Regions from separate parts of the Homo sapiens genome. Here region 2 is linked to region 1. Evidence: read pairs that join two places in POLR2A ChIA-PET (ENCODE). Cell type or tissue: OCI-LY7. All regions are shown on one strand. Each heading gives the region's core, and the rest is flanking DNA. Links, peaks and the distances in the headings are about the cores only.

Region 1 (2,920 bases), core at 322-2,821:
GGAGAGTGGTTAGGAGGGTGAAGAAGCAGTATCACAATGACTTAATTTAGCCCTGGCTATTATGTCCTGGCTCATTCCCAGAATGTCAATTTATATTAAATTGCTCTGAGCACATTTTTTTAATTGTACTTTCTGAAAAAATTTTCACCTTCATCACCACTTAAAAAGAATTAGACAAGGATGTTTATATAAACACTTTAAATGTATTTGATATAAAATTTTTATTTCTTTGTAGACCCAGAAAACCCCAGAAGTGGTGATACAGTGGAAGTACAAGTGAATGGAAATCTTGTCAGAGAACCTGACCATATGGAACTGGAAGAAGATAGGGCTGGACAACTTAACATGCGTGGAGTTTTTCTGCATGTCCTTGGAGATGCCTTGGGTTCAGTGATTGTAGTAGTAAATGCCTTAGTCTTTTACTTTTCTTGGAAAGGTTGTTCTGAAGGGGATTTTTGTGTGAATCCATGTTTCCCTGACCCCTGCAAAGCATTTGTAGAAATAATTAATAGTACTCATGCATCAGTTTATGAGGCTGGTCCTTGCTGGGTGCTATATTTAGATCCAACTCTTTGTGTTGTAATGGTTTGTATACTTCTTTACACAACCTATCCATTACTTAAGGAATCTGCTCTTATTCTTCTACAAACTGTTCCTAAACAAATTGATATCAGAAATTTGATAAAAGAACTTCGAAATGTTGAAGGAGTTGAGGAAGTTCATGAATTACATGTTTGGCAACTTGCTGGAAGCAGAATCATTGCCACTGCTCACATAAAATGTGAAGATCCAACATCATACATGGAGGTGGCTAAAACCATTAAAGACGTTTTTCATAATCACGGAATTCACGCTACTACCATTCAGCCTGAATTTGCTAGTGTAGGCTCTAAATCAAGTGTAGTTCCGTGTGAACTTGCCTGCAGAACCCAGTGTGCTTTGAAGCAATGTTGTGGGACACTACCACAAGCCCCTTCTGGAAAGGATGCAGAAAAGACCCCAGCAGTTAGCATTTCTTGTTTAGAACTTAGTAACAATCTAGAGAAGAAGCCCAGGAGGACTAAAGCTGAAAACATCCCTGCTGTTGTGATAGAGATTAAAAACATGCCAAACAAACAACCTGAATCATCTTTGTGAGTCTTGAAAAAGATGTGATATTTGACTTTTGCTTTAAACTGCAAGAGGAAAAAGACTCCACTGAAATTCTAAGTTTGCCAAGTAGTGTAATTGAAGTCCTTGTCTGGTCACACAGTTTAATTCTATTTTTGTAAGAACATAATGGGACTGCATAACAGAGTTCTATATTACAATTTTGTGATTATTAGTACAGAGTACAGCTATGCTGTGACTGTTTTGGAAAGCCAGTTTTAACACTATGTTACATTTTTGTTTAAAGTAAGTTAAACCTTATATAACATAATGACATTTGATTTCTGGATTTTTCCCATGATAAAAATTAGGGGGATAAATAAAATTGTTACTGGAATTTCTCTGCTTTTCTTTTCCCCCAGTGTTATACTTTATTAGAATTATAATTGATAGAACTTTAAAATCATCAACAGTTTGTTTCCTTTGACATTTTAGGTGATATTGCCCTTTGAGATCATTACATAGCATAATGGCAGCATATTTTAAGAGTGACTCATGGCTATTAGTAGGAAATAAGATCAGTTACTATCCTGTATTCTGTATTGCTGGCTATTAAACAGTAAGATAATTAACAAATTGAACTACAGTTTACACACAATGGGGCAAATGGGGTAGTAAGAGCAAGGAAGAAAGTTTACCAAACTAAATATTTAGGTTATTGTATGATAATATTGAGACTACATTTCTAAATTATTTTGAGAATTTCAACTTTTTATTCTACCAAAGTTAATCTGAAACTTGGACATGTTCACCAGCATTACTTTCTTTGAAAGATTGGTATAAAAACATTGAGCTGCAAGTTTATTTACAAAATATATAAGTATTTTTAAGGATGTTGACACCTAATAATTACATGCTAAACGCAAACGATTAATGTAATCTTTTAAACCGGGCGTTTGAAAAAAAATTTTCAAGGTCATTTCATGATAACCAATCATGAATGGATTTAAATGGAGCTTTTTGAGCACAACCAGCAATGTTTGTGCTTTCTAAGAGTCACTGACTTGAGAGGAAAGAAAACCAGAAGGTTAATGCAGTTTGGATATTAAATTCTTAGCAAAATTAATAATTAAAGCAAAATTAATTAAGATTTTGTAAGTCATCCTGTCTTCACATACTCAGATCTTCCAATAGTGGCTTATTTTGCAAGATGCCACAATATCTACACAGAAAATTGTGGCTATTTCATTATTGCTATAGATTTCAAATCCAACACAAATATTTAAGGGTGTTTAAGTTATATTTTTCTTGATAGAGGGTATGCTTTGTGACAAAATTAGATTTTTGTCCTTGAAAGGATTAATATTAGCATCAGTTATGTATAGCTCTATTTTTCTAGAAACAAGGTATTCTGACTACTTTTATAGCTGACTACTTTTGGGATGGCTACGTTTTGGGATTTAAAATAGTTCATTGTTTAATGGGTTGTAAGAGGAAAAAGTGTTAGGATTTGACAGTTACTTTTTAAAGGGATGATCTTTTGTGGTGTGTGTTTTTCCTAGTATAAGCCTATTGCTGGCGATGGGCCTATTTAAGAACAGCTGATTTTTTCCAGTGAAAATATGGTAATTTTAGGAACACAGTTTGTAAGTTCACATTTACTATAATGGGCCAAAACCATAACCTGCCAGTTTGCAATACATCTTGATCTTTTAATATTCTTATCTGATATTGTGTAATTCAATTCCTAAACTGATAGTTACCTTGAATTTTGCGAAAAGGTTTGGGTGGTTTTTTTTAAACATGAAATTGAGGGATCTCATCTGGGCGA
Region 2 (2,920 bases), core at 239-2,738, 540 kb before region 1:
TCTATCTGTTTAGCAGAAATTAACCCAAAGGCTGGTCTCAAAGGTTCTCAGGGCCAGTTAGCTCAAGTTTCCAGAGCACTGTGCTCAAAGGATCACAAGTTTGACCTTTGTGATTATGCGACAACTAATGTCACTCTGTTTTCACATTAGACTGAGCCCTAGCTGTAGCCAGGAGCATCACTGGGGACACATGGAGGACTGGCTGGGAGAGTGTGAGTGGCATCCCTGCCTTTGGAAACCAGCTCAAAGTCCACTCTAGCTCAAACTGCTCACTTTAACAAACACCTCAAGTTTGTGTGTGTTCCGCATGTCACCATCATTTTAGGTAATTTTCAAAGAACAAGTGAGCAGCGAAAGAATACAAGGCTCACTCCTAAGGGACTTCAGGCTGAGGCACTAGCCCAGCTGGGATGACCAATGAGATTGACTCCTTCAAGAAGTAAGAACTCCTTTAAGAAGTAAAGACTCCATTCTCCCTGTCTTCGGTGAAGTCACATAACTCGTCTTTCTCACAGGGCCTGCCTCTCTGGGCACCTCAGCCAGTGCCTGCAGGGCTGGTTATCCAAGCTCACACTGAGAGCTGTCGCTGAGTGTCAGGCACACAGAACCAGAGGGCTGGGCCTTTGACAGCAGCTCCAAAAATAAGGTGCCAGGCCCTGCTTCTCACTTTCCCCTTGTGCCCTGTGAGCTGCTGGCATTGCCTTTGGAGCCATTACTCAGCAGGCTGAATGTAGCAGAAATAGGATGCTGCTTTGACTCAGGAGCCCAGATTCTTTCTCGGGCTGAGTCCTGCAAGCCTGTCTCTTGCACTGCAGTGGAGGGCCCTGGCAGGGCTATGTGGGGACATAACCTGGCCTCTCACTCTCACTTCCTGGCAGGGCAGTAATCCAGGACAGCGTTTTGCTGCTAACTATCCCTGGGCTTTTGCAGGTGTCTCTGTGCCCCTGGGCTGTACAGCACCAGCTATCTGGTGAACACCCTTTCCTTACCTCCTCCATTCTTTTCACACACACTCCTTCCCCCTTCTCATCCTAAATGAAAACCTGGCCTGCCACCAGGCCCCATCTCTCTTCCTCAGGGTCAGAACAGGCTGACATTCTCCAACCTCCTGACCCCAGCTTCTCCAGACCCCGGCTTCCCCACCCTTCTTGGGCACATCATCCTGTTTTACTGCTGGCTCAGTCCACTCAACTGTTCGCTGGTGTCCAGCACATTCTCTTGCCCTCCTCAGTGGCTTAACACCTGCCTTGTAGCTTTCATGACAACTTCCTCTTCTGTCACCTGTTTTTTTACTTTTCTGGTATCTTAGCTTCACTATTGTTTTCTAAAACCTACAAATAACATCTGCCCAACCTGTCATTCACTGTAACAAATATACTTTGGACATGGGCATCAGAATGGCCCATATCATACCAAATTCTTACAACCCTACTCTGACCACAAACATCTTAGCTTCTTTCTACCTGTCTGCTTCAGGTAATTCTTCCTCACCTGCTCACCCTTCCCAGAATCTCTTGCACCCTCCACATCCAGCCTGGATCCCTTGGCCTGCCGTTTCCAGGGTGCCCATGGGTCCCGCATACTTTCACTCTTCCCTGGGTCGCCTGTGCTGACTTCCCACCTTGGGTAATCCCTACCTCAGTTTTCTTTGGCTCTGCTCCCAGATTGCTGAGTGCAGCTGAAAACGTACAAGCTCTCTGTGGTGTTGGAGCCTTCAACAACCCATTCCATTAAGACCATGTGTGTCTGACTGTCTTCCCCACCATTTGCACTTCAAGGTAGGGACTTTAGCACCCCCAGGATAATCATAAAAAGTTAAAATGTAGTACACGACTGACACTTGCCTAGGCACCTTACATATATAGTAATTTATTTAATCCTCCGATGACAACAGAGAAAGCACTGTTATCACCTTTCCTGTTTTTCAGTGAGGACACTGGGGCTCAGAGAAATGAAGTAACTTGCATAAGGTCACAGGATCAGTAGATAGCAGAGTCAAGATTATGGTATCTGGGTGACACATTTATACTGTTCTCTTCTTAAGAGCTCTGTGGAAAGTTTGCTGACTTTCATCAGAGCTTCTGCTGCAGCTAGCAATCTTTTAAATCATCCCCAGTTCACTCTTAATTGGACGTATGTATATTTCTTTTTTTTTCTTTTTTGAGATGGAGTCTTGCTCTGTCGCCCAGGCTGGAGTGCAGTGGGGTGATCTTGGCTCACTGCAACCTCTGCCTCCCGGGTTCAAGTGATTCTCCTGCCTCAGCCTCCTGAGTAGCTGGGATTACAGGTGCGCATCACCATGCCCGGCTAATTTTTGTATTTTTAGTAGAGACGGGGGTTTCACCATGTTGGCCAGGCTGGTCTCAAACTCCTGACCTCGTGATCTGCCCGCTTTGGCCTCCCAAAGTGCTGGGATTACAGGCGTGAGCCACTGTACCCAGTGGATGTATGTATATTTCATTTCTGACTCTTTAATACTTCTGGTAAATTTAGACCAGAGATCATTGCTCTCTGGTCCCAGTGGGCATCTAGACTCTCAGGGCAACCTTCCATGCTCTTCTTCCTTGTGTTTGACTGAACTAGCTCCCAGATGAGCTTCCCTCAGGGCCCCATGTGCCACAACCCCAGATACCTCCACTGTTCAGCGGGGCTGTGCTGTCCCAGTTCCCATTCTCTAGGGAAGAGAGAAGACATTACAATTGTCATGATGGTTATTTAAAGTCATTTCCATGTCAACAGGCTTTGGAAGCTGGGACTTAAATCCCCCCTCTGCCACTCACTACCTTCCATGGGCAAATCACTTAAATTCAAAGAGATTTAGTTTCTTTCTCTCTTCTCCTCTCTCTCTTTCTTTTCATTCTTTTTTTAAAGGAAGTCTTGCTCTGTTGCCCAGGCTAGAATACAGTGGCACGATCTTGGC

Evidence for each region. Peaks named below come from ENCODE experiments on the same cell type or tissue, not always from the same donor. Only the 100,000 strongest peaks of a DNase experiment are listed, where the experiment ranks them.
Region 2: POLR2A ChIA-PET joins it to region 1 with 7 read pairs; 1 of 35 experiments calls an interaction of 5 or more read pairs at or near these places.

The regions. Positions count from the first base shown.
Region 1 is chr1:211,573,605-211,576,524 of GRCh38, reverse strand. It overlaps SLC30A1 (solute carrier family 30 member 1), which reads left to right. Exons shown (of 2, transcript NM_021194.3): 2 at 236-2,920. The coding sequence ends at 1,137. Among named protein-coding and RNA genes, the nearest start is that of SLC30A1, 4.1 kb to the left of the region's middle. In OCI-LY7, for the core only: no CTCF peak of the experiment used is centred there; no DNase peak of the experiment used is centred there; H3K4me3 peaks cover 278 bases.
Region 2 is chr1:212,117,382-212,120,301 of GRCh38, reverse strand. No RefSeq gene overlaps it. Among named protein-coding and RNA genes, the nearest start is that of MIR3122, 41 kb to the right of the region's middle. In OCI-LY7, for the core only: no CTCF peak of the experiment used is centred there; a DNase peak (open chromatin) is centred at 1,271; H3K27ac peaks cover 1,349 bases.